4 separate regions of the Homo sapiens genome follow, and all the other regions are linked to region 1. A link is a loop called in an ENCODE intact Hi-C map of the cell type or tissue named here. Cell type or tissue: endothelial cell of umbilical vein. All regions are shown on one strand. Region 1 has its middle 34 kb from the start of LCA5. Region 2 holds the start of SH3BGRL2 (SH3 domain binding glutamate rich protein like 2). Region 3 holds the start of LINC01621 (long intergenic non-protein coding RNA 1621). Region 4 has its middle 83 kb from the start of SH3BGRL2.

Region 1 (8,000 bases):
ATAGAAAAATTATAATGAATGAAACTAAATCTTCAGAAAAAGTTTATTAAATCATTTTTGTGGAATCTGATAAACTAATTCTAAAATTTATTCAAAAAAGCAAAAGGTCAAGAATATCTAGGAAGAAAAAAGCCAATACACTATTGAAGAAGAAATGTACATATAGAAGTAGAGAGAATTTGCCAGTAATATTTCCAGTATTATTTAAAGTTTCACTAGTATGTTACTGGTACAGGATAGGTAAATATACCAATGAAACAAAAGCAGGAACCTCAGTGACAGGCCTTTACATATGTGAAAGAAGACTGGGCTGCAATTTTAGAGAGGTGTAGAAGAAACGGACAATTTAATAAACAGTGCCTGGAAAATTCATTTTCCACAAGGACCCATGTCATAACCAAAAAATAAATTTCTGGCAGGAATTTACTTATACTTTTTAAAACTTCCTGAAGAAAATAGATTATTTTTGCAAATGTATGTTACAAAAAGATTTAAAAAAGAGGCAGAATCTGCAAAGTAAAAGAGATAAATACAACTATCAAAATTAAAACTTCTGTTTATTGAAAGACACCATAAAAATGTGAAAAGACAAAAGACAAGCCATAGACTAGGAGAACACTTTTCTAACACATGTTAATTAGAATAAAATATTAGTATTCTCTATATTTTTATAACTCCAGTAAAGACACAGAAACCAATAGGAAATGGGCAGCGACTATGGATATCCATTTCACAGAAGAGGAAAAACCAATGACTAGTAACATAAAAAGATGTCCAACCTCATTCATACTTAGAAAAAAGCTGAAATATCATTTTGTACCCAAAACATTGGCAAAAATTTTAAAGCTGACAAATCAGCTTGCTTGTGAAGGTTAGGGACAACAGGAACTGCTAATACTGCTAATGAGGGGTTAAATGGTCCAACCCCCTTTGAGAATAATTTGATTATATTTAGTAAACCTGAAGATGCGCACACCTAACACCCAGCAATTCCACATGTAGGTATACACCCCAGACTATAGAAACTCTCACATATGTGCAAAAGGACACAGGTACTAAAATATTTATTGCAGCACTGTTTTTAACAGTAAAAAATTGGAACCAACATAAAGGACCATTGACAGGAGACTGGAGAAATAAACTGTGGTATATTTATACAATGAAATATTTAAAATATAGCAGTGAAAATGAATAGACTATAGCTTCATGTGTCCACGTGAATGACTCTCTCAGACATAATGCTGATGAAAATGAAAGTGACAGAATATATAGATTGCAGTTTCATGTATATGAAATTCAAAAACATGCAAAACCCAACAAACATATTATTCAGGAATACATACATTTTTATAACTACAACAAAAAAAATTGGAGGAATGATAACCCATAGCTCAAGATAATGATTACCTAGGAAGCAAGGATGGGAGTAAGTTGAGAGGAGTGATGATGCTAGGTGGGTACACAGGAGACTTCAAAAATATGTTAAGAGTCTTCATTCTTTTCTTGTTTTTTACTCTTTTTAAACTAACTTTTTAATTTTCTGTAGTAGGAATTTTATTGTGGTAAGAGTTTTCATTCTTAAGCTCAGTGGTAGGTGGGAGCAGGCTTATTTTATTTTTCTTATCTATATTGTACATACTTATTTTATATTCTTAGTATGTATGAAATAATTAAAAATGAATTTTTTTGTTACTATGCATAATATGTGTCAATGGAAAGAGTCAAACTGTAGAATATTGGAAGAGATTTATTCTAAGCCAAATATGAGTAAGCATGGCCTGTGACACAGCCCAAGAGATTCTGAGAACATGTGCCCAAGGTGGTCCAGCTACAGCTTGGTTTTATGCATTTTAGGGAGAATTAAGACATCAATCAATACATGTACGATGTACATTGTAAGATGTACGATATACATTGGTTCTGTCCAGAAAGGTGGGACAAATTGAAGCTTGGGGTGGATAGTTCAAGGTCATAAGTCAATTCAAAGAATTTCTGATTGGCAATTGGTTGAAAGAGTTATTACCTAAAGACCTGGAATGAATAGAAGGGAGTGTCTGGGTTAAGATATGCAGTTGTGGAGAACAAGGTTCTTATTCTTATCCAGGTAGCAGGCTTCAGAGAGAATAGATTGTAAATGTTTCTTATCAGACTTAAAAAGGTGCCAGACTCTTAGTTAATTCTCTCCTGGGTCAGGAAAAAGACCTGGTAAGGGAAAGAGATTCTCCCAAGAGACAGCTTTGCAAGGGCATTTCAAAGAAATATATTTTGGGGTAAAATACTTTGATTTCTTTCAGGGCCTGCTATCGGTTATGTTAAGAGTCTGTTTTGTTAGTCTTAAGGTCTCTGTGTTAATGTTAATGCTGGTCAATTGTGCCTGAATTCCAAAGGCGGAAGGGTAAAATGAGGCATGTCCAACGTTCCCATCCTGTCTTGGCCTGAACTTTTTCAGGCCAACAACTTTTTTCAGGTTAACTTTGGAATGCCCTTGGGTCAGGGGGGTGCTTAGAATTTTATTTTTGGTTTACATATGTATTAAGCTAAATAACCTTCTTCTGGTTTGTATCCTAATTCTAAAGTGGGTTTCTTTGCCTAACTTGTCCGAATGCATACCTACAGTAGTCTCTTTAATCACAGTGTCTGCTTGGTTCCAATTACTGTCTGTAAAGGGAATTCTGTCTTTATACCTGTATCTTCCTTTGTAGAGAATTTACACCCAAACTGTATAGAGTAAGACTGTCAATGGGAACACGCAGAAAGGATAGTTTTGCTGAAATTGAGGGCTGAGATTACGGATAAATTGAGAGATTTCTACTTTGCTTTGTGCTGAGTAGCAATGGTTTTCATGTCTACAATTTTTAAATAACATTAAAAATAATCCATTTCCCCTTCCTTTTTCACAACTCTCCCCACACTAAATATCTTTAAGAACATATGGTAGTTACAAGGAAAAGCCAAGTGAATATCTGAAACATTAATGTGCCATGCTGCTATCATTACAAGAATAAAGAAAACTGGGAATCCAGAAATCTCCTAACACAACAACTGTTGCCTGCCAATTCTTATATCAAATAAAAATCATCATCTAGGGCAAGGATGGTTGCACGGTGACTAAGCAGGCAGATGGCAGGTGTGAGGCAAAACACTCTGGAGTGCTAGCTCAAATCATTTTGCATTACTCACTGCTGGAAAGATAGGGAATCAAAAAACAAATTGCACATTGGACTAGGAGTAAAATACTGAAAACTCAACTCACAGAAATATAAAAGGTAAAGAAGACAACCACAATTGTAAATGTCATGTTGTAACTTCTAAAGCAAATTCTTTAGGTCTGCCCTGTGATCTTTCTCTGCCTCCATCTGATTTAAGCCTCCTCTATCTGTCCTTGTGATTCACAAGAAGGTAATTGTTTCTCCACTTTACCAACCCTGCCAGAACTGGGACCACCTGTTTCAAAAGTAACCTGGCTGCATTCCTGAAGGCAATGTTCCAAGGCTAGAGATAAGATGTTAACCACCTCCTTGCCTGGCAAGAACCCATGGTGGTTCACTGCCTTAGCAGTGGGTCAGTTCCTGGGAGTGAGCAAATCTAATTTTCATATATTAGATTCAGGGAAAAAAACAAAAACTCAAGCACTCTGTTTTATTTGCATAACTGCTTTACATATTGCTATCATAAAGGAGATTAGCTTTAACGAATATGAATGTAATTATAGAAAAGGGCCCTAGGTGGAGCCTCAGTACTGGTGGCAACAAATGGAAGAACAAATTGAAAATACATCGAAGCCCTCCAAAAATTACATAATTGCATTTTATAGAACTAACCTGTTTGTTGTTATTGTTGTTTCTCCAGCATAGGAAACAGCTGGATATAAAAAAGATGCTTTGTTAGTTAAGAATAAACCTTAAAAGAGCTTTGTTCTGTAATCAAGAATGAAAGCGCATTAATGCTGGTATTCTGTCTCTGATGGAGTTTCTACAAGGCAGTGTGTATGGTAGAGAACTGTCCCTAACCTTAGCACATTCTCCTGAATGAACGTCTCTCCTTTCTCCTTATAAGGACATTGCCACTTGTTTATCTATTTACACATAGTAAAACCATCTTACATTGTAAAAGAAATAATCAGGATTATTTTTAAGATGACTTGCTTTTATTAGATTATAAACACAGAACCTGTAAGAAGTCAAAATCACTTTTTTCTGGTTTTGTTTTGTTCTGCTTTGCTTTGTTTGTCACCACTGACAAATAACCTAGACAGACTTACTAGGTTTTTTTCCCAGCTTTATTGAGGTATAATTGGCAAATAGAAATTGTATATATTCAAGGTGTACAACATGATGATTGGATATACATGCACACTGTAAAATGATTACCACAGCCAAATTAATTAACATATCCATCACCCAACCTAAGAAATTAAACACTGCAAAAACTTAAAATCTATTGGTAACACCCTTTGATCACAGCCAAGTCCCTTTACCTTCATGGCATAGTTAATTTGGTGTTTATGATTTAAGTATATGTATAAAATTGTACTATATACATATATATCATTAAATAAAACATAATGTATCAATACTTCTAAACTTATATACTTGGTTACATACTATATGTGTGTTCTGCAATTTCTTATTTTCTCAGCATTATGTTTGTGAGGTTTACCCATAATGATCTAAGAAGCTCTATTCATTTTTTAAAAAATAAACTCTTTTTTTGGAATAATTTTAGACTTTCAGAAAAGTTGCAGAATACAGAGAATTTCCATACACCATTCCCCCAACCTCTTCTAATTTTAATATCCTACACAACAATGGTACATTTGTCCATACTAAGAAATTCACATTGGTATGTTTTAATTACCTAAACCACAAACTTTATTTGGATATCACCAGTTTTTCCACTAGTGTCCTTTTTCTGTTCCAGAGTTCAATCCAGAATACCACATTGCATTTAGTATTAACTCATTTTTTCTGCTGTATGATTACACTACAATTTATTTCCTCATTATGTTGATAGATGTTTAGATTTCATTAATGTACCTGATGATATCGTTGTATACACATATGATATCTTCGTGCACGTAATATGTAAAGCATGCTCTTCAAAGTAGTAATATCAATTTATTTACAGTCTCACAAATATATTAAATTTCCCACTGCTCCAAATTCTTTCCAACTCTTGGTATCATGAGATTACATTTCTACCAATTTTATGGGTATAAAATGGCATCTATTTTTATTTTATTTTATTTTATTTTATTTATTTATTTATTTTGAGACATAGTCTCACTCTGTCGCCCAGGCTGGAGTGCAGTGGCGTGATCTCAGCTCACTGCAAGCTCTGCTTGCCGGGTTCACGCCATTCTCCTGCCTCAGGCTCCCGAGGAGCTGGGAGTACAGGCGCCCGCCACCACGCCCGGCTAATTTTTTGTATTTTCAGCAGAGATGGGGTTTCACTGTGTTAGCCAGGATGGTCTCGATCTCCTGACCTCGTGATCCGCCCGCCTTGGCCTCCAAAAGTGCTGGGATTACAGGCGTGAGCCACTGCGCCTGGCCTATTTTTATTTACAATTATTCTATTACTAGTGAGATTGAGCATTTTCATGTGTGTTCATGTTAATTGCTATTTGATTTTTTGGTAGGGATTTGTAGACATTTTATATATATGTACACATACTCTATGCTAAATATTTGTTGCCAATATGCATTGCAAATGTCTTCTCTAGTTAGTGGTTTGTCTTCTCTCACTTTTTAAAATGGTGTCTTTAGATGCACAGACATTTTAAATGTTAATGTGGTCTAATTGATTCATAATCTTTTCCTTAAAGGTTTCATTTTCTATTTATTGATATCAAAATCTTTCCCAACTCTGAAAGCACAAAAATATTCTTCTATACTTTATTCCAAAAGTTTGAAGATTTTACTTTGTATATGTTGGTCTTTACTTGAGGCAGATTTTGTACATCATGTGAGGTAGAAATCCAATTTTATTTTTCCCTCTGTATAGATACCCATCATCTCAGCAGTATTTATTAAATGGTTTATCTTTCCCTACTGATCTGCAATGCCACTGATGTTAAATCTCAAGTTTCCATACGGGCCTGGATCTGTTTCTGGATTCTTTGTTCCTTCCACTGTTCTCTTTTCCCTATTCTTTTGCTAATACCACACTATTGTAATTATAATATTTTTATTATTAAGTCTTAATATCAGGATGAGGTCCCACTTTGTAGTTTTTCTTCAAGAGTGACCTGGTTATTTTTGCCCTATGTTCTCTCATTTCTTTGGAAGGATTCTAATGACTCCTTCTTTGTTAAAGTCCACAAAACAAAACAAAAACTTGGTGGAATCTGGAATTGTGATGAATTTGAAGGAAAATTGATATCTTTATGTTCCGAGTATTTGTATCCACATACATGATATATTAGTAGGTCTCTTTTAAAGTATCAATAAAGGCTTATAAATTTTTCTTAAAGTCTGCACAACTATTGGTAAATTTTTGATACCTTATTTTTGTTTTTAAATGTTACTTTAAAAATTATATTGTATAACTATTGCTGATGTAGAGGAATGCAATTGATTTTCATACATTTAAACTTGCTGAATGTATTACTATGTTTAACAATTTGTCATTAGTTTCTTTTGGGTTTTCTCTGTGGAAATTAATTTTTTGCAAATAACACAGTTTCAATTCTTCATTTGCACCCTTTGTATGTTTTATTTGTGTATTTCCTCTTGAATTCTCTAATTACTAGGTACAAGATTCTATGTGTGTCTGTTTGGGTCAGCTATTGCTGTTGTTGAGTAGGAAAAATAATTTTTCTCCTGAGCCCCTTATAGTTCTTAGCTAGAACACCGCTAACAAAAAGCAGATTAAGAGGAGAAAAACAAGTTTATTCATGCTTGCAGAGCACATCATGTGGGAGAATCCTGCCTGAAAAGTAATTCAAAGCAGTTATTTAGAACTCTGACTTAAATTATTAACAGCATCTTCAACAAAGAACAATAAATTTGTGGAGAAATGACAGGACAAAGGAAAGTGGTTTTAGCCTTCCACAGGTGGGAAACTGTGGGAAGGGAATATATGGGGAGAAACTAATGGAATGAGGTTTGTTTGCAGATTCTCTGGTGCCTTCTCTCCAGAAATCAATTCATCAATGAGTTGCTAAGTTATCTCCAGTAAAGGAGAATTTACATCCTGTCTTTGGGCAGAACAGCGGGGGATAGAGAGAGATTTTCCTCTCTTTGTTGCTATTCAATTGCCTTCAGCTCAAAAATAATTTTTATGTCTAGGAAACATTTTTGGGGTAAAATATTCTGGTTTTCTTCTCTGTGTAACAAACTATTCTAAAATCTAGTGGTCCTTCAGTTTGGGGAGAAGAAAAAGTTCTGGAGATAGATGGTGGTGATTGTTATAAAACAATGTGAGTTTACTTAATGCCACTGAAATGTACACTTAAAAATGACTAAAATGGTAAATTTAATGTTATGTACATTTTACTACAATAACAGATCACTTAGTGATGTAACAACAATTTGTTGGTGGTATATCTTATGACTCTGGCATTAGGAATTTATTCAAAGCACAGCAAATACAGGTCTTTGATGTCTGGGGCCCAGCTGGGATGACTCAGATGGTTGGGGGTTAGAACAGCTAAGGGCTGGCTGGACATCTCTCTCTTCTCTCCACACAAGCCCCTCTAGGTGGCTAACTTGGATTTTTTCATAGCATAGCGGTCACAGGGTAGTTGGACTTCTTACATGGCATCTCAGGTCAACCAAAAATCAAAATGAAAGCTGACAGTCCTTACAGATTTGTCCCTGAAGGAGTATGATGTCAATTCCACTGTACTTGATTGATCTAAGCAGTCAAGGGGAAGGAAGAAGACCTACCTCTCAATGGGAAGAATAACAAAGAACTACAGCCATCTCTCATCAACCACAATGTCCATTTAGATGAAGCTTTTTCAGTTCTTTTTTTAAAAAACTATAGTCACCTTGCTG
Region 2 (8,000 bases), 60 kb after region 1:
CTATAAATTCCTAAAAGAGGAATTTGAAGGACCTGCATGTATTTTCCGACCTGGTCACATATGTTGTAAATTTCAAGCTGCAATAGGTCATGCCGGGGGAAGAACACAAATGTGGTCCAAATATTCCAAATATCTGTGACCAGGTAGCCTGAGAGTTTCCTTTAGAAGGGCTGTGGGTTGACAGGCACCGTATGGCATAACTTAAATAATATCCTAAAGGTAGTCAATTATCATTAGAATATTGATTGATAGCCATTGTTGATACCCATTTTATAGACAAGAAACTTGAGGCTTATGGAGGTGATGAAATTTGCCAAAGGAGAGTCTCATTTTCAATATAATCTTTCTTGACTTTCAGGCTAACATTCTTAGATAGTCTCTACATTTTGAAACTTAAAATTCTTCTCTTGGTTTCTGTGACAGCATACTCTTTCAGTTTTGTACTATTCTGGTTGCTCTTCTACTATTTTTAATTCCTCATTCTTTTTCCAATTCTTAAGTGTAGGAGATCTCCAAGGGACTCTTCATGGCTCCTTCTTGTCTCTTTCCATGTTTTCTTCTTAGGCAAAATAATAGGCTTCTGTAGATTTAGATATATTCAGACATCATGATTTCTTAACCTGGGGTTCTTGGATCTCCCCTCACCCCCAGCCTAAAGGGACTTGATAGAATTTAGGGGGTTCATGGACTTGAATGAGAAAAAAAATCACATCTTTATCTTTTCACTAAACTCTAACTGAAATTTACCAATTCCTTCAATTATGAAAGTAGTTAAGCCATTGTAATAGCAACAACACTGTGACTTTGTTACCAATAGAAATCACAGGCATTTTCATATTTTCCAATGATTGCAAATATCTCAAAATTTTATCTTTTCCCATTACTACTTCAAAATCATGACGGCCGTTTGATCCACCAATCTTAATATTTAATACATTAATAAAGAATCATACATATTATCATATCAAAATTTTAACATTTTGGTAATTGTTTTGCAGTATAGTTTCCTTTGTAACCTTATACTTTCAAATTTTCTATATTTAGAAACTTTTTTTTTTTGAGAAACCACCGATAGATTTCATCAGACTACTAAAGGGTCCTTGGCACTCCTCTTACTCCCACAAAAAAAAAAGGTCAAGAACCCCTACTTTAAAACATTCTAGCCATATGGTCTACCAGGACTTGTAAAGGGGATAAAGTCCTAGGCAACATGGGAGCCACTTTCTTCAAGCCTAATGACCTGCTCAATTTTCTTAGTCTCATCTTTCAGTTTTGGCTACCCGCTCTATCTGTAGACCTTATTTGTCAGATTGGCATCTAATACTCTCTGTGGTCTGATAAGCTGGTGTTGATCTTGGACCTCTATCTTATATCCTAGATTGCATTCTGCTCTCAGGTACTCTTCCACTTTGTTTACCAACTCTGGGTCTCAACTCCATACCGGCCTTGCTGTTTTACTGGATTGCTAACATATTTTCTCCTGCATACAAGGTCAAAAGGTGAACCTTTTCATTCAGGGTGGAAAAAATAGAGGATTCTTCTTGAAGTATAATTCTGATTATATCCTTCTGTTCCTCAGAATGCATTTGGACACAGAGCGCTTATGAATTTCTCAGGGCACTTTTGGTTCCATGAAACAAAACCTATTTCAGGTGGCTTAAGCAAGATGAGGAACTTACAGATATAGGGATATTACACAGCCCTCAAGAGCAGGGATATAGGAACAGGTTGAACAGGATCAGAGATTGGCAAACTTTTTCTGTAAAGGCCAGATGTAAATGTATTAGGCTTTGTGGGCCATACGACCTCTGTCAGTCTACCATAGACAATACCAAGAGGAATGTGTTCCAATAAAACTTTATTTACAAAGCAGGTAGCCACGTGCATTTGACATACAGGTCATAGTTTGAGGACCCTTAGATTACAGTATTGTCAGGACTCTTTCTAAAACTTAGAGCTATTATCTCCAACTCTTTTTTACAAATTCTCTGTTGTTCTCTTTCTACTGACTAGCTTCTTCAGCTTCTCTGATTCTCATGTTGGAAGCTCTGAGCTTCCATGTCACAAATTCAAGCTCTCTTGTTTTCCCAGTTCCAATTCTGAATCTTTAGGGTAGAAATGTTGCTTGGCCTTGCTTGGCTTAGGTGCTCACTCCTAGATCAATAAGCTGTGGTCAGAGGGTTAGGCCCTGCTGTATGTACAGGGCTTGGGGGACCCTTACAACCTCTAGGATCAGAGGAAAGGAGCAGAAATCCCAAGGAGCTGAGCAGATAACCCAGTGAGAAAGTCCTTTGTTGGCATTCATTCAAACCTACTTTTTCAGCATTGTCCTCTACTAGTTCCCTCATATTCCTTTCTGAAGCAAAACCAACTCCTTGCTGTTCTCCTCACACACCCTGAATAGTCTCACCCTGCATCCTCCCTATCTGCAGACAGAAATTCTACTCATCTTTAAAGTACCTTCTATGGCCACCTTTTTCCTTTACATCCACACAACACTGTATTAGTACAGTGTGTCTTGTTCTGTCACTATTTCTGTATCTGTCTTTTTCTTTCCTAGACAATAGGTGCTCTGCTGACAGAGAAATGACTCGTTCAACTTTTTATCCATTCTTGTACCTTTCACAGAGTAGGCTCTGAGTTCCAATTATTTGAGTTTAACTATATCTTCATAGCTGAATAATTCCAAACTGAAGAAAATGCTGACTTTTATAAAGATTTGCATTTATATAGGAAATACGGTATCTACTTTTAAGAAAATTATTTTCTATTTTATAAACGTGCATTTCCACATTTATGGTAGCAAAATTAAAGTACATTTGCCGAGAGATACTAAAGACAGCAAAACTTCTATTTAAAATTTTAAACACGAAGAAGAAATAAAGTCCCATTAGGAGTGTCTCTTCTATTATTGAAGGAAATTTAAAAAGATTCCTACTACAGAAATGGCTTTAAGAAAAGCAATAGGAAAGGTTATAAATTTGAAATATTCATAACTGTTCTAAAAAATACTTCATAATGATTGCTCTTTGTGCAAGAAATGTATCAAAGAGCCAGAGACCTCATCATCTAATTTCTTACTTTTTCTTAATTAACATTGTTCCCAGACCTCTGCTAAACTCCCGTGTTGAAAGGAAAAAAGTAAATACAGTACAGCAGGGAAAACTGGTTCCTTTCGACAAAACTGAGAGAGAGGCTTGAGCTTTTGTCAAACAGAAAGCACTTGATAAAAAACTATTCCTAAACTATTAGCAACTATATAGAAGCTTTTTATTTAACAGCATCCTCCTGGGAAACTGCGCTGGAATGTGCAGCGGTTCTGAAAAAGGCACAGATTTGGCTGAACTGTAAATATTAGGTGCACAGAGGCGAAGCCATTGTGTAGGGAGGGGTGGGGCAGGTAGGGTCCTGATTTCCAATGTTGATAGAAGGATTCCAATTTCGTTTGGTATTTATTTTTTTCTACTACAATTACAGTTTTGCTGAGAAAAATAAAATATTGGTTGTGCTTCCATCTGGGTTTCTAATTTTCAGTGTGTACAGACAAGAGAAGACCTCTCATTTACCCAAAAGAATCACCTTTCTGCAATCTCCAGTGCTACTGGACAAACAAACGAGCCCAACCCCACCGCCCACACCTCCCAAGCACCCGGCTCGCCGATCCCGCCTGCTTCAGGTAGCTGGGGTTTGCCCGGTACGCCAGCGGCCCTGAGACGATGTGTGCCCGCAGCACGATCGTGTCTGTTGGCATTTCTGGGTGTGGATGCTCCAAACCAATAAACCACAATACAGAACCCAAGCTTGGACTTTGAACCGAGCCCTTTTGCCTAGTTTGCTTTTTCCTCATCAAGCCAGGATCCTTGCCAACCCACCTCACAGCTTCTGCCCGGGCTGTGGCTCCCCTCCAGCCACCTGCGCGTGTTCGGGATAGAAGCGCGGTCAGGAGGGGAGCTCAGTCCACCAGCCACTCCAGGGAGAGACGGAAACTACAAATCCCATCAAGCCCCGCAGCCGGCTCCCTCCTCCTCCCTCTCCTTCCCCTTCAGCCTGCGGCCGGGCGGCGCTGGGCTTTTATCTGCGGACCCGCCGGGAGGGAGCCAGATCCCAGCGATCTTCCCCGACGGCAGCGCTTTACCCAGAGGCTGCCGGCGGCTCGTAGCTGGGTTCAGCTCTGCGTCCACGCCAGCCCGGAGCCCGGGGGGCAAGGGGTCTGTCCCGGGCGCAGCGAGAGGATGGTCATCCGCGTGTTCATCGCCTCTTCCTCGGGCTTCGTGGCGGTGAGCGCGGTGGGGGCGGGCAGTAGGTTGGGGTCGCGGGGCGCGGGTCCTGCGGGAGGCGCGCGGCGCTCGTCACTGCGCGTCCTTGCGCTCAGCCGGTCCGCCCGCGGGAGCCCGCGCCCGGCAGGTGATCCATCACACTCCGACAACAATGAAGAGGGCGGGGAGGAAAGGTGGGTGGGGGACCCCGGCCTCACCCAAATGCCCACCCTGCGTGGCCTGAAAGGCAGACAACGCGGCCTGAAAATGGAGTCCGAGGGAAGCCCCCAGCTCCTGTTGTGTGGCATGGAAATTTGGGGAACGGGTTGTTCAAGAGCTTCGGGGATCCCCCTTCCCCTAGTTTAGTTCTTCCCGATTTGGGACCTTCAGACTGGTTATGTTTTGCACGGGAGCCTTTTCTGCTGCTTTGGTTTGTTACCCTAGCTCCTGAATGAAGCAAGTTTAAGTGGGAATTGCTCTCTGTCCTCCCTTCCCCGCCAGCAAGTGCATTTGTTTAGTTTTATACCTGCGCAAAGAGAATAGTAAAACTAGGTTTGTCCTGTTGTGGTAGGATTGTTTGCTTTCACTGTCATTTTTTTTCTTAGGGTGCCATAAATATTTTTACATCTTTATGTAAATGTGTGTGTATGCACGCATTTTCTTTCCACCTGTAATGCTGTGGAAATTTTATCCTGGGGATCTATGAATTGTGGTTTTCTATTTAATTATTTTTAGCTATTCTCTTTGGTGGATGTTCTTGAATTTTTTTAGAGAAAAAAAATTTTTTTAAAGAAAGGAAAGTTAAATAGCTAGAGATGTCAGAATTTAAGGAAAATTCAGTAGTTAGTATATTTGACAGCCCACTAAGGGACATAGCACATGTGTTTTACATGATTATTGAGACTTGGTTTCCTTAACCAAGAGTTCAGCTATAGATTTAAGAGCCTCCTTTGTGACATATATAATCAAGTAACATCAAAAAGTGCATTGTAGATTGCTTAAATTTGGTCTGGTCAATTGTCTGCCCAGTAGCTCAGTCAGATTGTTCCAAAATTTGTTTCTTAAGTGGGTGGAGTGGAGGATGGAATAAAATATTGTTTGAAAATCCTTGTACACCACTGAAGTTTTTTATTTAAAAAGAAACCAACACGATCATACAAAGCCCCTCCACCCCCATTTGCACTAGAAACAATAGATGGGAAAATCCAACTTACACTTATGTGCAGTCATGTTGGGGTCCTCAGACTTCTGACAGTTTCTGGTGTTTCTAGCTATTTGGGTTGCTTAGTCATGCCTGCCTTTTGTAGATTTCCCCACTGAAGCCACACTTCATGTGTTTGCAAACTGGCACTGTTTCAAGGGTAGATTTGTTCAAATGCACTCCTTACTAAGAATGCTACAAAGCTCTTGGTTTCACCACCGACTTGCATGCTTCAATAATTGTCCCAATAGCATTATATTGATTATGGAAGGAATGGTTTTTATCCCTTCCACAAGAGATAAAGCCTAGGCTACTTTGGAGCAAGTCGGACCAAGTCAAGGTAATGACTTGGCTTACTCTATTAGTAGGTAGTATATTGAGATAGTTTTGGTACTCCACATCTTTGTTTTTTCAGTGCCATTGGCAAATATTTATTGCCTGCCTGCTGTGTGCCTTTTTAACTTTTAAATTTAATGTTTTGTGTTTTGCACATGGAGCTAAAATTAAGAGACTTAAGTTTTAGTGTGGGCCCCAACTAGTGCAGTGTAAGCCTGGTTAAGGTACCTCATCTCTGCCTGAGTTTCTCTTCTGTAAAATGAAGGATTTTCATGGATAACTCAGAATTGCACACTCTAGCTTTAAAGTATTTTGACTTCACCAGGTGAGTAAATATGGATGAATCCTTATAACAGCTTCTTTTGCTTGAACAATATACCTACCTATTAGTCTCAAGGTAATAGGTATACCTATACCTATTAGTATAATACCTATTAGTATAATAATATACCTATTAGTCTTCTTTCCTTGGACATTTTATTGTGAAGGCTCAGATCCCCTCAATGCCCTGCCTCGTAGCATGTGTTCTGACATGGTTTCATTTGAGTTAGAAGACATACACAGTTACCACATGCTTACAGACTATAAACACTAATTATCTATTTTAATATTCTGCTGTTTGAAGACCCAGTCTTTTCAGGTTTTAGAAAATCCTTGTTTGTTCAGTCTCCTCAATTATATCTTATATCAATACAGTTATTCATTGAGTCTCCCCAATTGTAGTTTTATCTCCTATATCAGTACACAGTTTATCTGTAATATCCATACTTTTAGTGATGTTAAGGTTATGTTCATATGTAAGAATAATGATTTCTAAGAACCAGTGAGGATATTTAGGTCAATTCTTGGGCTGGCGAGGCTAATGGGGCCAGTAGCATTAAGCTATATTAAGCTTTAGTGGCGTAGCCATGATGTGTTCCCTCCAGAAGTGTTGGGTTGACTGTTGATAGTGTTTCATTTGGTACCCAACTGTGACGAGCAAGTGCATGGGAGAACAAATAATTTGATTCTTGAGTCAGTTTGGTTTTAGCTGAAGTTTATTAAACCACAAGGAAGGGATGTGACCAGAATTAGACTTAGCCAAGTAAGTCCCAGAATTTCCAAAAAGATGCTCCGCTTCAATCATCAATAGATTTAAACAATCTATTTAGAGAAAATCATCCTGTTTTCTTCTGATTCCCCTAAGCTCTCCAGCTTCAGCAGTTGGAATAACTAACACCAAGGAATGATTCCTCTTTTGTCTTCCCTGGCTCCAGGTGAAGTCAGTTTTTACTAGGAAACAAAAGCAATGCCACATTATTATGCTACAGATACCTGAAAAATCGGATTTCTTATTCAACTGACCATGTTGCTACTCATTCACATTGTATTGTAGGGAAATTTTTTGTTCTCAGTTCTAAGAAAATAATATATTCATAGAAATGTCATTTTAAAATTTAATTTATTCTGGATGTATTCCTGAAAGGGGAAGTCTTAGTAACTTTGTCCAGGAAATATGTGAATATGACTTTTTACTTTAAAAACATTGAAATCCGTCAATTATTTCATTTATTCCGTCAGTCAGTTATTTCATTTACTCATTCAACAAGTATTTTCTAAGAGTCTGCTGCTTGCCTAGCTCTGTCCTTGGTCTTCTGGGAAGCCAGAGAATAGAGGGTGTGATCTGTGTCTCCAAGGAATTCACAGGTAGGAGATGAGTTAGGAAAGGTAGTAAAGTACAGCCTAAGGACACATGCTTCTTGCAGGAACATTCTTACCAGAGATAGAAAAATATAGGAGGCAGAGAGATGCATTGCAGGATGTCAGATAAAGAGGAAATGTGCCAGAAATCATAAAATATGCATGTGACAGCCTTAGGCAGATGGCAGGGAGAGGAACTGGGTTGGATTTGGAGCCTGGGAGAGAGTTCTTGAGCCCATCCTGCTCAAGCTGGAAAGGGGGAGCTTTGGGTGGGACAGGGTAGACTCCTGAAAGAAGACTGAAAGAAGCCCATGGTGACAAACTCTGTAGTGCTTAGCATCTCAGAGATGTCTTTAGTTTCTGCAGCTTGTCTGCTGCCTGGAGCCTTTTGTTTCTCAGGGAACATGGAGCTGCCTGGCAGTGGGGGAGCCCTAGTTGTGTGATTTCAGAAGAATCTTTACCTTCCTACTTGCCTTGACTAACATTTCTCAAAATGTAAATAAAATCTTTTACTCCTCATTAAAGTT
Region 3 (8,000 bases), 240 kb after region 1:
ATGGCTTATGTGTTCAACCTAGCAAGGAAAAAGTTAGCATTAATTGGTACACTCTAGGCTCTCTCAAAGGAACAGGCACTTAGAGCAATTAAGTCAGATGCAGAAAAACAGCTCTGCATTGAAAAGCTGACAGCAGGACTCCTGCACAATATACGTAATGAGTGGCTGAGGACTTTAATGGATCGAGGCTTGGAGACTAATGGACAATTAATGTAAAACAGATGACTTCCCTTGGAGATGACAGTCTTTTGAAAGGCGCTTCACCTGCTGCTCGAACAAATGCGGCTAAAGTGAAATGAAAACAGGAACGTGGTCTCATTGAACGAGGCTAGAGCTAGTATTTGTGTCCCTGCTTTCTCCTTGAATAGTTTCAAAAACTAGGTCAGGAATTTAACAATTCCCTGCAGCTGGTGGTGCAAGCCCCCTCTCGTGGCCTCCCGCCATCCAGGGTGGCCTGAGATCACTGACTGTGCCTCTTGAGCCTTTTGAGAAGCTGCCCTAGCTCGCCTTGTTTAACAGGCAAAAAGAAGACAGGACATATTATAGTGTTCCAGCCTCACTTTTAAAATGACAACAAACCACCCCAACATAGAAATTGCAGTAAATACATATTGGAACATCTATTGGAAATTTAAGAACATGGTTTCTTCTCAAATTAGGCTATTTTAATTTTAAATTAAGATAACTGGAGTCCTTCAAATTTAAGCTTTATAAGCACAGACAGGCTCCCTCCTTATGATAAGTGGTTGTGTACCGAAAGCAAATAATTGTTTGCAAAGAGAAACTCATTTCCTATAGAAACAATGCTGCGGTGGCATTTAATTTTCCACGTGATCTTCCTGAAATCTGTTTAACCCAGATGGAAGCTTAACACAAGTCAGCCTGAGCCCTGGGTCCTGGAACAGGGAGGAGTCAGCTACTCCTGTGGGAGAGGGGAAAGAAGAGGGAGACAAAGATGTTTCCCCCTCTTAGTGGGAAATGGGATTGGACTGAGCTATAATTTTGAGTTACAAACTAATCCTTGGCAATTTTCTATCTTCTAACATCCCTTTACTCAACACTCAAGAAATCAGTGCCTTATGTCATTTAAGTCGCTAGGCATTTCACCCCTGCCCCCAAGCCCCCAACTCCTCTCCTCACTACAGATGTACATATCTTAGCAATTCCCTATTTGTTCTCCTGTAATTTTTCTTCCATTTTCTCATAACAGTACATCTCATCTAGAAATTGAGGAAAGCAGCTTGTATGGGCTAATGAACACCTTTGGTTGATGGCCTGAGCACTCCCAGAAGCCTCTGCATATTAAAGAAAGAATTGCTTCTAAACTCACATGCATGTCCCATTGACAGAATTTCTGTAAGAAAAAAAAAAATCAAGTCAAAATTTCAGGTATCTAATTCAAAAAAACCCACAAGTGCAGGAGAAACGTATTAGGATATTTGTTATAGCAATGAAAAGTAGAAACCACGTAGAAGTCAATGAGAAAATGCCTTAAGTGTGATATATTCATATGATGTCAGATTATGCAGGAGTTATGTGGGTACATTAGAAAATTAGCAAACGTCACCCTTTTCTCTCAGCCTGATTAGGTTTCAGCCCCCATGTGCCTGCTCAGCAAGACATGGTTGAACAAGGGTGAGATTTGCACAGCTCAGTTTATAAGCTCTGCCCCTCCCTGCCAAGTGAACACAGAGCCACGGCAAGGGTAGAACTTGTATTAAGGCCACAAATATTAATATATGTAGATTGTATGTTTTAATCCAGAAATTCATGTAGTTGATGTGGCATCTACTAAAAGTTGGGTAGGCAGGAAATACCTATTTTCTTCAAATCAAATTCAATATGGCTGCCATCCCCTATGTCACTGAATTGCAAGAAATTCAATCTTCATTATTTGTTTCCTCCCCTCCTCCCTGGGTTTACCTAAAAATTGGGAGGATTATTTGGTGCCCAGAAAATGAGCAAGTCTCTCAGTGGGTCCAGAGTGCTCTGAATCTTCATTCCGAGGCTCTAACTGAGGCGGCTGGCTCTCCTGGTTCTGCACCAAGCTGCTTCCCTTCAAACAGCATTCTCACCTGAGTAGCAGCTTGACTGGGGGCAGTGCCAAGAAAGGGGCTTTGGGAATGTCCCTTCCTCCCATTTCAAAAGCTTCCATGTTCCCTGGACAAACTCATTGACCCATTCCCGCCCGTGCCAGCCCTCTCAGTGAGCTCAGGTTTCAGGCAAGGGAGGTAGGTTTCCAGGTGGCCAGGAGGAGCAGTTACCTTAATGCAGTGGTTCTCAGCACGTGGGTCCCGTAGTTACAGTTAGAAGGAGAAATACCTAATGTAGATGACGGTTGATGGGTGCAGCAAACCACCATGGCATGTGTATACCTATGTAACAAACCTGCACGTTCTGCACATGTATCCCAGAACTTAAAGTTTATATATATAGGCCAATTCTTGATTCTTGAACTCCATCCCAGACTTGCTGAATCAGAAACTGGGGGCACAGGCAGCATGCTGCATCTTAAGCCTTAAAGGAATCTTAAAGGTCAGGGCTTTCTGCTCTGACCTCACAACAAACCACCCAGAGGGCAACGGTTCTGGCTACCTCCTTTAAATAGAGAAGGGAAAAATAGAGAGGTAAAAGCAAAACAGTCCTCATTCTCTCAGATACCTCTATAGCAGCAAAAAAATAACAAATAAAAAAACCCCACATATATACCTTAATGATCTCTCCCCTCTGATAAGGCACTGTGTAAAGCAAAGTTGAGATTTATAAAGGATAAAGAAAACCTGAACTCATTTGATCCACACGCCACCAACAAATCCTCGCCCCTACCTTCCAGGTTTAAGAATTCAGGAGGCTTTATCCTAAAAAAAAAGCATGCTGAGAAATAAAGGTCAAGTATTTAGACTAGGCTGTTCCACATCTCCATGGAATGAAGAAACGTGTGGACACCCCTGGAATTTCAATTGGTTCTCCTTTTACAAGGATTTTTATACTAATCAAGATGGAACCAGCACATAACTTCCTTATACTAAAGAATTTCATATTAAGAAAATACAATATCCCCCCAATCTATTATATCAGATAAATGCTAATTTTTATCACATCATCTTATTTCAACTTTGTTATAAAGGCTTGATTCATGCAAAAGTGGAGAGTCATCATTTTTGTTCTTAAACCCAATTAAATGTCACTTCCTGATTCATCCTCCTGCTGCTCCAGATACTTCTAACACATTTCAGACCTGAAATTTTTTAAGCTGCTTCTTCTTTTCCAAGTGATTTTAAGAACCTAGCATTAAAACATAATTACATGGCGGAAAAATACTTTTGAAGCTGCTCAGTGTGACTTTTTTTAATAGTGAGTTTTCTGACTTGCATGCCTCAGAGGATGATTTTCTGGGCTGTGTATAACTTGACAGCATCTCTGCGAGCCCATTAGTCACCTTACAAAATTGCATGAACTCTTTTTGGATCCCTGGGGTAGCTAAAACTTAGCAATAAATGAATGGATTATGCTTCATACAATCATATTTTTAAGCTATATATTAACAATCAAGACTGTTGAACAGTTTTTGGCTTTTGAGATTACAGTCACAGTTATTACTCTATAAGACTCTCTTTTTACAGATTCAAAAGATTTTATAGACAAATGAAGACTGAATTGGCCTCCAAGTTTTACTTGAGGAAATCCAGGCTATAGATCAATTCAGACCTTGATGAAGGTCACACAGCGTGGTTTCAGTGCAGCAGGAATTGGACTCACAGTCCCCCACGCTTTCCTCTCACTGCCAATTGTCAGGTTTCAGCCAATTCTTAATTTTTCACTGGCCAGAAAGTCAGGCCATTACCTTCCATCACATGATTGCCACCTAGTGGCGACAGTGGTCATTGATGCTTATGCAGTGACTGGACTCAAAGGCCAGAAAAGAAATAGAATAAAAATTAAATCATCTTTAAAATGTATTGAGAGTCTACTATTCTGTTAGGTGCTTTATTTATTTCATTTAATCCTCTAAACATTATAAACTAGGAATTTTTATCCAAGAAGAAATGAAGCTGAGAGAGATGAAGAAACTTGCCCAAATTCAGGCTGCCTCTATCAGTGGGGCAGGAACTGGATCTTCTTCCCTGGACCTTAGTCCCTGTCCTGTAACTTTGACCTACATATGGTTGGACTCTCCTAGATCTTAGCAGTCCTTTCTGATCTGTGATATTCCTCAGGCTGCAGTGACTGGCTCAGAGAAAGCCAGTAAGACCCACTGACACTTTCACTAATACAGTCCAGGAAGAGGCAGGTACTATTTTCCACTCACACAGATAATGGTAAAAACAGTGTGAGCCTGGAAGCTGTCTAAGCTCTGCAAAGCGGAGCTGGGAATCAAGTCACCATAGAGCAAGAAAAGCTGAGATAGAGAGAAACTGAACCTGGTGACATCCCTTGTGCCCCCAATTCCAGTTGTGTTTGAAGCCATGTGTACTGCTGGGTGTTTCAGTTATGAGCCAATAAATGCCTTTATAATAATAAATGTTAGTGTGATATGAGGTTTCTGAATTTGTACTAAAAAGTCCTGACTAATACCAAGGATTGGTCCTTTTTCGGTTCCTTCTTTTTTCCTACTTTCAGCTGTCAACAAATCAACATTTGCATTGTGCCTATGCTTACAAGGCATAGGTCTGTTTTCCAAAACCTGTTGTCCTATTCTTGGAGTTGTAATACTTAAGTGAAAACATTATTTCAAAATATTTAAATATAATTTTTAAATAATTAAAATTTGGTTCTATATAAAAAAATCAAATGCCTTGAAAAATATTTGATTTCTCATCCTAAGTATCATCTCCACTAGAGCAATCAGGAAGTTTACAGTCTAAAGCAATTATTCTTTCATTAAGGCAAGAATTCAATAGAGCTTTGGGGCTTGTGAGAGAGTCTAGCCATCTGTCCAGGATTCACGTCATTATGGTTGGAGGAGTGTGGTGGGCTTTGTCAAATGAGATGTATTCCCTTGAGAATATCATGCATTTATTCCAGGCAAGGTCAAGACGTATGAATATTTTGGGAAAGGTAGCCCTACAAATCAATATTTTTAAAGAAAATATTTGTTATATATTTTTGGATAATGGGAAAAAATAATTTCTTAAAATTATTTATTGCTTTCTTAATGTTCAGAATAAGAAATTTATTACATGCAATTTTCTAAACCAGACAACTTCTTGGGAAGTGAATTGTTTACTATTTCAGTGACAAAACCAATAACTTGATGCCAGAAAACAGTACCACGCTTACAGTTTGTTTTCCCAATGTTATTGCCTACCCACTTTTAGAGACTTTCCTAGTTGGCTTGAGGATTTGTTTGCTAGTGGCCTGGCTGATAGCCCTCCCAAGCAACATTCAAATACCTATCACAAAACTATTTACCAAAGATGTTTCGGCTCAGCAAAGGAAGTTTTTAGTTGTTTGCTTGTTACTATTTGAGGCTTCCGTGTCAATGAAAGGCATTTTGCAAGTAATGTATAAAACCATGAATAGACCCTGGCTACTATTTTTACTAATGTGATGGTTAATACTAAGTGTCAACTTGATTGGATTGAGGGATACAAAGTATTGCTCCTGGGTGTGTCTGTGAGGGTGCTGCCACAGGAGATTAATATTCCAGTCAGTGGGCTGGGAAAGGCAGACCCACCCTTAATCTGGGTGAGCACAATCTAATCAGCTGCCAGCTCAGCTAAAGTATAAGAAGACAGAAAAATTTGAAGAGAGACTGGCCTAGCCTCGCAGCCTACATCTTTCTCTTGTGGTGGCTGCTTCCTGCCCTTGCACATCAGACTCCAAGTTCTTCAGTTTTAGAAATCGGACTGGCTATCCTTGCTCCTCAGCCTGCAGATGGCCTATGGTGGGACCTTGTGATCATGTGAGTTAACACTTAATAAACTCTCCTTTGTATATATCTCTATTCCATTAGTTCTGTCCCTCTAGAGACCCCTGACCAATACAACAGATTTATCGCAGTGATGTTTTAAAACTATTTTAAAGATTATTGACCAAGGCAGCTCTGTCTTGCTGGCTTCTCCCCTCCCTACAGTGCTCCAGATTTTCAAGTTGTTCTCTGAGAAGCCTCAGGAGGAACCAGAAGAAAGGTTCGAGTGAGGGTCTGTCTACCATTACAACTAACCGTTCCCTCCGTTCTTCCCATAAAACCAGAACAGCTTTGCTCTGAGCTCTTTTTCTGTGTATTAGACTCCTTAAAAGATTTTCTTTCACCAATTCGCAATTGTCTGTTTAAAAGCGACTACCTTCTCAGACTTATGCTAAGGCATTGTGATATTCTACTGAACAAAAAAAGGCACGCACGCTACATTTATGTTGTAGTGGAGGAAATAGTCAATATACAAATAAACAAGAATACACAAGATCATACTGATGGAAGTGAGTTGATAAAGAGGATAAAGTGATAGTGTGATAAACAGTGCTGAAGGGGGCATACAACATTAGAAAAGGTGATGAGAAAATGCCTTGCTGAGAAAGCAATATTTAAATAATTTATTTGATCCATTAGAAGAGTTTAACCAAAGCCGGGACCATGGCTTATGCTTATAATTCCAGCACTTTGGAAGGCCAAGGCAGGAGAATTGCTTGAGGCCAGGGGTTCAAGGCCAGCCTGGGCAACATAGGGAGACCCTGTCTCTACCAAAAAAAAAAAAAAAAAAAAAAAAAAAAAAAAAAGTAGGGCATGGTAGCACATGCCTGTGCTCTCAACTATTCAAAAGGCTGAGGTGGAAGGATCCCTTGAGCCCAGGAGTTTAAGGCTGTAATTGCACCACTGCACTCCAGCCAGGGTGACAGAGTGAGACACCCGTCTCTTAAAAAAAGGGGGAGAGTGAAACAGGAGTAATATGACCCAACATTTTAAAAATCATTTTTGTGTACCTGGTAGAAGGAGTCACAAGGGAGTGAAAGCAGAATAGCCAGTAGGAGGCAATTGAGATCATCCTGGCAAGAAATCATGGCGGTTGGGATTAAGATACTAGCAGTGGGGGCCGGGCGCGGTGACTCTGGCCTGCAATCCCAGCACTTTGGGAGGCCGAGGCGGGTGGATCACGAGGTCAGGAGATCGAGGCCATCCTGGCTAACACGGTGAAACCCCGTCTCTACTAAAAATACAAAAAAAAAAAAAAAAAAAAAAATGAGCCTGGCGCAGTGGCGGGCGCCTGTAGTCCCAGCTACTGGGGAGGCTGAGGCAGGAGAATGGCGTGAACCTGGGAGGCGGAGCTTGCAGTGAGCAGAGATGGGGCCGCTGCCCTCCAGCCTGGGCGACACAGCGAGACTCTGTCTCAAAAAAAAAAAGATACTAGCAGTGGGGATACAGAGAAATGGATACTTCTGGGCGCATTTCACAGGATGACAGAACTTACTGAGGATTTGGAAACAATGCATGAAGTAAAGAAAGGAAACAAGGATAACTCCCAATTTTTCTGGTTTTGAGCAGTTGGATGAATGGTGATGCCTTTTACTAAGATAAGAAACACAGGGAAAGAAACAAGAGTGAGTGGAGACTGTAGAAATAAGGTTTTATTTGGATAGTTTTGGTTTTAAATACCTTATTTAAGCCAAGATGCACAGTAAGCAGTTTTATGTGGAGATGGGAACACAAGAGAAGAGATCAGTCCGTTTAGATCTAGTTGAGAGTCCTAGATCCGAATCACTGGGGAGAAAGAAATCATGAAGACATGGACCCGAGGTTATGTTCCAGGCATTCAAACAATTAAAGTTTGAGCAGAGAAAGGGGAGGTAAGATCACACAAAAATCTAAGAAAATTGATGGATTCTGCTGAAAACAACTCCCACCTCCCAAAAGAGAAAATAAATCTGCAACAATTATCATGGATGTTACCAGCACCAAGCCTCAGGAGTACTCAAAATCTGTTTGGGCAGAAGCAGGAAATCTTGGCCAGTGATTCAAGAAGGATACCAGGAGACTTCAGTGAAGTCTGGTGCTTTTAAGGCTT
Region 4 (8,000 bases), 140 kb after region 1:
GTTATTAACCAAGCTAATGAGTGGCTTATAAGAGATATAACTGACAGGAGGATGCAAGGTTGGGAATATAACATGGGCTTCTGGCCATCCTTACTTTGTGGGTCTATACTCGGTTCCACAAAGCTGTTGAAATTTAATTTAAAGGAAAAAGCATGGTGCTGAAGTGCATACTTACTGCTTATAAAAATGACTTTTCATGTAATCAGTTATTCTGGTGATATACACAAATCTGTTTTTAGAGCTTTGGTCTTAGCCCAGCCCTAGAATTTCTCTTTAATTTCAAAATGATAAATACAAAAAGCCCAATGGTTCTATAAAGGACCTAGGTATTGGCTCTCTTTTTGTTTTTAAGTTACTCCTGTGGCAAATAGGAAATTGAAAAAAAAATTGTCTGTAGCTTCTGACCTATTCATTCACCCTAAAAGGTCTTACTTATAATGGAAGACAAAGAAGGTGATTAGGAAATAGGAGGTGCCAGATCCAATTAAATCCGGTGATTCTGTGCATTCCCAGACTCTCGGTCCATGGTGCCTAGTGATTAAGTGGGTGGTGATAGATGGATAGATGATCCTGCCAGACATCTTCCCTTTATTAACTTTAAGCAAGGCTGAAGTAAAAGAAAAATTAATTTTACTGAGAAAGCAATTGGTTTCAAAAGATGGCTTGTCTAGGACATGTCATTTCTTACCAGTGTCTCTCCGGCTTGATGCTTGAGCCCTTGGTAGGCGCCTGTTTTCTGTTGATTTTCCCATCACTATTTGGGGTTTTTCCTACCAGCAAGACATGTTTATCAAGTCAAGAGTAGCAAATAGGTATTCACAGTACCCCTGCCATTCTGGACTTTGTTGGGAATGAATATGAAAGTAACTTCCAGTGTGGCTCTGTCATATTAGGAGCTTATTATGCAGTGTTTACCTCACTGTGCTGTGGCCAAACCCACAGTAGCAGAGAATCTGTGTTGGCAAGGAGGCTGTACTAGAGGCCTCTGGACCCACTTAATTCATAGGCTCTATGCTATGGATTTTGCAGATGTCTACAAATCAGTGCTTAACATTGGTGTTAGTTCCAGGAGCTAGTTAACCTCACCTCATAACGTCAGAATTTGTTAGGCATTAATATGGAGGCCAGGGACAGATAGGGAGATCTGGGACTATTATTTTACAGAAGTATTAGTTAACTGAACATTCTGGTTTCGCCAACAGCCAAAAGGAAGAGTTACAGCTGGCTTACGATGAAAGCAGACCAAATCATGAGACTATTTATTTTTATTTTATTATGTAACTGCCCACTTATTTCCATTTGATTGATGTTCTTTTATATTCATACACATTTTTTAACCCTTAACTAGCACAGTAAGTTCTGTCACTAATATAACCTTTGGGTTGTTTCCCTGAGAAAAACTCTGGCCTTCATGGGCTCCTTATTAATTTCAGCTCTAAAGTCAGAAATCAACATGAATTGCTTGCCTGACAGAAGTCTGACGGTTTAGCAGTTACTAGATATAGCCCTTAATATGAGCTAACTGCTGTTCAGTATTTTTCTTGGGTAGAGCAAGTGGGTGGATGATAAAAACAGCATGTTCTCTCGTCTTACAATAACCTTGATTGTAGTCAAAGTTCTTTCCTAACAATAACTTTGGTTATATGCAAATCTGTCAGAAAATGACTGCATAAATATTAAATGTAAGATTTGGAAAACATTCATTTTTAGATATATGTGTGTGTGTGTGTGTGTGTGTATGAACATATGTACATATATAGGGGGACATTAGTCTTAATTTTTAGTTCTACTAAGTCTCAGTTTAAAAAAGTGAGAGGCAGGTGTGGTGGCTCACGCCTGTAATCACAGCACTTTGGGAGGCCAAGGCGAGGGGATTGCTTGAGTCCAGGAGTTCGAGACAAGCCTGGGCATCGAGGTGAAACCCCATCTCTATAAAAAATAGAAAAATTAGTCGTGTGTGGTGGTCCACGCCAATAGTCCCGGCTACTTGGGAGGCTGAGTGGAAGGATCACTTGAGCCCGGGAGGACAAGGCTGCAGTGAGCCATGATTGCACCACTGCACTCCAGCCTGGTGAGAGTGAGACTCTTGTCTCAAAAGAGAGAGAGAGAGAGAGTGATGCAAGGACTGTCTTTAAATAAAACATTCCAATTATTCAGGTCTCCGCCTAGGCTATGAAATGTGACCTACAGCATCCATCAGAAGTAAAATGCAATAATTACACATCAGTGTAATAGGAAGAATATCATGCAATGCCATGGCATAAATAAGGACACTCATGAAAAAAGGAAACAATTCTAGCATAAAGAGGAAAAATGGAACTGACGGTTTTTGTAAAAGCTTGTCGCATATTTTCAAATCAAGACAGGCAAGTCTTCCAAATTTAGCAATGTGTAGAAACATTCTCATGAAATCAGAAAAGGGGGTACTGGAGGGCAGGTTTTCATCCTTTCCAAACTCTTCTAAATTCTCCCACCCAGCGTTCATTTCAGATTCAAAATACCATACACTTACATTTATAAATTGAAATTTTAGAATGGGAAAGGACCAAGTGTTAGTGACTAGTGAAGTTTCAGGGTATTTCCAGAACTCTAAGTGCATCTGCCCTTTAATGTTTGCTGCCACTTGCTTTCAAAAACCCAAATCAACTCATAGTTGTTTCCAAAAAATGCATGCAAATCTAGTGGAAGGGAAAATACCGCAAAAAAAAAATAGTGCTGTATTAAAAAAACAATTATTTATGTGTCTGTGGAACTGGGTGCACCTTTAACAAATACTTCTGATAGTCAAGCAAATCCAGAATGTTCTAGTGCTGACATGGGAAACAGAACTAAAGAACAATATATAAAAGTAATCAGGTATATCATTTACTCTCAGTTAGAATTTTGCTCAAAAAACTTGAGTTAGTATGGAGCAGAAGAAAATGGTGAGGTTCTGTGATTAAATATATATATATATAATATATGTATTTGCTGTATAATCTTGAAAAAATACTAAATGTGTGGCACATATGTGTACAGCCGAGTGCCCTTTGATAACAGGACTTGGGTGGTAGCGACACCTAGAGGCCTCATCTCTGAGTATAGTTACAGGGTGGGCTTTGTGTTGCATTTTAACCCTCACCGTGGTAAATAAAAAAACCTGTGAAGATAGCTGTGAAAATAAAATCTACCCTTTAAAAAAGTCTATTATAGTATATGAGATTTATTTATGTTAAATTGGAAATGAAGGTCTGGGGAAGGGGAAGCTGCAGTATTTCAGAAAGTTACTTAAGCGGGTCAGGAAACCTGGGTTCTGGAAGGAGGTGGGCATTCCTCTCCTTTTGTTAGGGGGAACAAGGAGGGGGAGACCTGACGGGGAGCAGGAGCCCATGGCCAGAGGCATTATGCTCCAATTCACATGATTGCAGTGTTCATTCTCAAGGAGTTCTAGAGAATTTTAAAATAAATCATAGACCACATAAGATTCCCTATAGCACCAATCACAGGATTTTGCATTGGTTAGCAATAGAAAATACGCACATAAACATGACTTTGCGTTTTGGTGGAGTGCTGTAGTGCGGAGCACACTGCTGTGCTAGCTGGGCCAGCAGAACGCTGGGGACAGAAGCCATGGGTGTGTGAAAGGTACCTTTCTTGTCAGGTCTGAGAGCCATCACCTGGGGTTCCCTTCACCTGGGCTTTCCATGCTGCTCAGGGAGATAGAACATAATGACAGAGAAGATGAGCCCAGAGGCACTTTTCTATTCATGCGTTCTGCAAAAGAACATTAATCGAGCACCTTATTGGTTTCCTATACCCAAACTTAGTAGCTTAATTAACACAACGAAAATATGTTTTGGAATTCAGGAGGTCAGAAGTCTAAAATGAATCTCACAGACTAAAATCAAAGTGTCTGTAGGGATGCTTTCCTTTCTGTTGACTCCAGGAGAAAATCCGTTTCCTTGCCTTTTCTAGCTTCTAGAGACCGCCTATAAGCCTTGGCTCAAGGCTGCATCACTCTGACTCTGACACTCCTACCTGCATCTTAAAGGGACCCCTGTGATTACACTGGGCCCACCCACGTAATAATCTAGAATAAACACCCCATCTCAAGATCCTTAATTCCATCTGCAAAGTCACTTTTGCATATGTAAGGCGATGCATTCACAAGTGCCAGAAATTGGGACGTGATCTCTCTGGGGGTGGGCTTGAGGGAAGGAGGGCAAAGGCATTATATCCCACTTACCACAAGCATTATATAAGCCTACACGTAACCAGGCACAGGAGATATAAAGTCTCTGCCTCTGATGGGATGGGATTGGGGTCATGCAAATAAATCAGATTTTCCGGCAGTGCAAAAGACTACAGATAACTCAGGAAGAGGCTAGCTCAGCTGAGGCAATCAGTTCACATACCTCAAGCAAGTGATATTTGACTTAAGTCTGACAAATCAGGAAGAGTTAGACAGATGGGTGGAAAGGGAGTTTTAAGCAGAGCAAAGAGCATATGCTAAAGTATAGAAATGTATAAAACAGCTCAGCAGTTTCCATGATTAACAAGATATTGGATTGTGTTGCTGAAAGTGGCAGAAGATGAAACTGTACCTAATGGCTCAACTGTGTTAAGAAAGATTGTTCTTCCTCTGATAATATCTGTTCTGGGCTCAAAAAAGAGGAGGTTGATCTTCTCTTACATAAACATTGCTTCCCAGTGTTCATGGTGTTGGAAATTATGTTCAAACCTGGTCAAACAGCCAAATGTATTTTAATCTACCTTTTTATTAGCCACTTCTAATGATAAAAGAAAAAGGAGCTACAAAGCTAGAATGAAGATAAGCAGTTGATGATCCAATGAAATTATTAAAAGACAGTTTCTAGAGAAAGATGTATAATATATTTTTCATAAGGCTCTTAATATAGTTCTGTTCTCTCACCACTGGCCTCATGAAAATTTTAGTGAGATTTTTATTAAGAAAAAAAGATCACCATGATAAAGACCCAAAGGTGAATTGTTAAGAAATGTGAAACAAATGTGATATTATTGAACCATTTCATACTAACAGCTTGTAAAACATCTATTTCTCTGTTATTAGGGAAATTTTATTTGATTTTTATCTTTTTAATATGGACAAATCTACAGCTGGTGCCTATTTTCCTGAATGACAAAAGATATAAGAAATGTGGCTAGGAAATTGTGAAGGTCAATTAATTCAGTCTCCTGACCTACTCAGACCCCTTGCCTGCAACGTTGGTGAGAGGCGTTTCATAAGTAAAGCACAAAGTTTAATAAATATCTGAAAGCTCATTTTGTGCCAGGCATTGTGCTGGACCTGCAGGAAACAAAGAGAGTAAGATAGAGTTTGCCCTCAAGGAACCACAGAGTGGCTGCAGGGTAAGGGTGGGGAACATATATGTGTAAGCAGCTCCATTATTGTCTATGTCAGATGATATAATTGAAAAGTGTCCAGGATGAAAGTGCTACTAAAACAGTGAAAGGACACTTACCTAATTCTATCTTGGAGAGTCTGCCGGAAAGGTCTTGTTAGAGGAGGTCATTCTTAAGATCAATCATGGATGAATGAATGAATGATCAACCAACTAATTAATCAGTAGAAGGAAGTTTCCTGGGGAAGAAGGCTGGGAGGAGACAGCATTGGTCAGAGGCAATAGCATATGCAAGGGATCGAGGTGGAATAAAGGTTACACATGATAGAGGTATCACAGATGTATTCTGGGCAATGGACTAGATTGTAATGAGCCTGGTATGCTATACTATAAGATTTGAAAATTAACCTATAAACCCCCACTACTCAAAGTGTGGTCCGAGGACCAGCAGCATCACATGAACCTTGCTAGACTCCACTCCAGGCTAGAAGCACATTTTAACAAGATCCCCAGGTGATTCAGGGTCACATTAATGTGTGAGAAGCACTCCTGTAGATATTGAAAAGCATTGATGGATTTAAAGTAAGAATGTGAAGCAATCACATTTGTGTTTTCAGGAAATCACAGAGTTTGGCAGTGAGAAGAGAAGATGAGGTATGGGAGAAGGTGATGTGGGGAAGAATAAAGGCTCAGAGACCATTTAGAAAGTTAATTTATGGATGATAAGAGTTTGAACTAGGGTCATGGCCATGGAGATGTCTTATTAACTCTTGGGGAAATGGAGAGTAAAGGACTCAAATGTTCTAGCTTGGTTGACAGATGCAATTACCCAAAACAGGGAGCTTAATGAAGCTCCTTTTGGACATCCTGAGATTGTTTGAAGCACAGGTGAAACAGTCAGGTGGATAATTTCACCACTGAACAGCACCGTGACTGTGACAATTCAGGAAGCTCTGAAGAACAGAAAAGGAAGTAAAATCTGAAGAAGTAGGAAAACCAGTAGAAAGCATTGTATGGAAAGCCAAGGGGAAGAAAGTCTCAGAGAAAGGTCAGGTCAAATGAACACTAGAGCATATTCTTTAGATTTGACATTCTGGGAGTTTGGGGAGAATTCCTTAATTATTAATGTACCAAAAATTCAGAAATAATTACTGAAATTGAGCAATAGTGAATAGAAATAGAATAGGGCCAGTGGTAGCCAGAGAAATTTACTAAAAGCAATGTAAGTTGGGACACGTATAATTCTAGTAGCAGGTGTTATTTTTAAGGACTCTCATGGAAGCAGTTTAGCCACTTAAACATGAGGATGCTTTGGCAGAAATCTTATAAAAGCCCACTGAAACATGGGGAGCCCAGCAATAAGGTAAAAACTGAGAAAATGGAGATCAGAGATGCTTAAGGCTCTATAAAGATTTTCACAGAAGGAAAACGGATGAAAGAAAGGAGTGAATCTTCTTTTTAAACTGGTCATTTAGAACGACATAAGTTTTGTGCTGTCTCATTAAGAACAGGTATGTGGAGTTAAGCCTTCTTACTGTCTTATACAACTAACAGCTTCTCAGTCAGCTGTTCATGCTACACAGTGTATTGGAAGCTCGCTGCATTTCACTCCCAGGTGTAATTCTTTAGTGTATTAGAAACTGGGGAGGCTTCATTAGGTTCTTAATTAAGTATTAATTTATCATATTCCGCGAGCTACATTGAGCTATTTTTTAAATCACAGTAATTTACTCTTTAGTATCTTCAAAGAAATGTATGCTTCCAGGGATCTTCTACCCAGGAAACAAAGCCACACATATTGAGCACCTGCTATGTTCTAAGCAAATGGCTTTCAAATTTTTTGACTATGAGCCACAGTGAGAAATATATCACATATCAAAACCACATACACACAGACACAACACACTCCAAATAATACAACTATATTAAATGATGTTTACTCTTTTATTGTGCAGTGCTCTTGACACTTCTCATTCAGTTTGGAGGCCCGCACTGCTGAAGGCTAGACCGTGGAACATGATTGCCATGGTTGCTCCACCCTGGCTGGCCCAGTCTCAGAGAGTAGATGGCACCCCTTTTCCCAGCACTCTCAGTTTTCTACAAGGGCAAGTGATTGAGTGGCTGGAGGGAGAGGAATGGGAGTCTGACAGATACAGACTGGAGTTCTTAGTGCCAAAAGGACAAAAAGCTGGATTCCACTTCATTACTACTTTTTGTCCTCGTAGCAATCATTTTACTTCTCTAGGCATGTAGACTGTCTACGAAGACAGCTGCCAATACACTTTTCCACCTCGTACCTACAGACCACTTCCCCCATCAAGAGGGAACGTCTCTTTTCCGTCCCTTAGAATCTGGCTGGCCTGGTGACTTACTTTGACCGGTCCAATGTGGTGGAAGTTCTAATTTTAGGCCTGAGCTTTATGAGACTTGGCAGCCTTTTCTTTCACTGTCTTGGGCTCCAGCTACCATGTAAAGGAGCTCAGGCTAGACTACTGCATAGTGACAGACCACGTGGAGAGACCCAGCCAGCCTCCCCACACGGGAAATCCCAGCTGACATCATGTGGAACTGACCTGCCCAGCCGAGCTGATATATCCTGCAGAATCATGAAAAATTATAATAAACTGTGGTTGTTTT

What was found. Peaks named below come from ENCODE experiments on the same cell type or tissue, not always from the same donor. Only the 100,000 strongest peaks of a DNase experiment are listed, where the experiment ranks them.
Region 2: it touches region 1 in a loop (2.8-fold over the local background); 11 of 110 quality-filtered maps call a loop at or near these places.
Region 3: a loop joins it to region 1, with 9 times the contacts of the local background. A loop is called at or near these places in 36 of 110 quality-filtered maps.
Region 4: a loop joins it to region 1, with 10 times the contacts of the local background. A loop is called at or near these places in 77 of 110 quality-filtered maps.

Annotation. Positions count from the first base shown.
Region 1 is chr6:79,567,213-79,575,212 of GRCh38, forward strand. It overlaps a transcript of SH3BGRL2 not described here. Among named protein-coding and RNA genes, the nearest start is that of LCA5, 34 kb to the left of the region's middle. In endothelial cell of umbilical vein, a CTCF peak has its summit at 3,723; DNase peaks (open chromatin) are centred at 3,099 and 3,719; H3K27ac peaks cover 407 bases.
Region 2 is chr6:79,627,230-79,635,229 of GRCh38, forward strand. SH3BGRL2 (SH3 domain binding glutamate rich protein like 2) reads left to right here and starts at 4,100. Exons shown (of 4, transcript NM_031469.4): 1 at 4,100-4,277. The coding sequence starts at 4,233. In endothelial cell of umbilical vein, no CTCF peak of the experiment used is centred here; DNase peaks (open chromatin) are centred at 4,022 and 7,582; H3K4me3 peaks cover 1,346 bases; H3K27ac peaks cover 1,247 bases.
Region 3 is chr6:79,810,197-79,818,196 of GRCh38, forward strand. LINC01621 (long intergenic non-protein coding RNA 1621) reads right to left here and starts at 2,050. Exons shown (of 5, transcript NR_131786.1): 1 at 1,924-2,050; 2 at 1,331-1,354. In endothelial cell of umbilical vein, a CTCF peak has its summit at 3,856 (motif pointing left); a DNase peak (open chromatin) is centred at 3,835; H3K27me3 peaks cover 437 bases.
Region 4 is chr6:79,710,823-79,718,822 of GRCh38, forward strand. No RefSeq gene overlaps it. Among named protein-coding and RNA genes, the nearest start is that of SH3BGRL2, 83 kb to the left of the region's middle. In endothelial cell of umbilical vein, a CTCF peak has its summit at 3,091 (motif pointing left); a DNase peak (open chromatin) is centred at 3,059.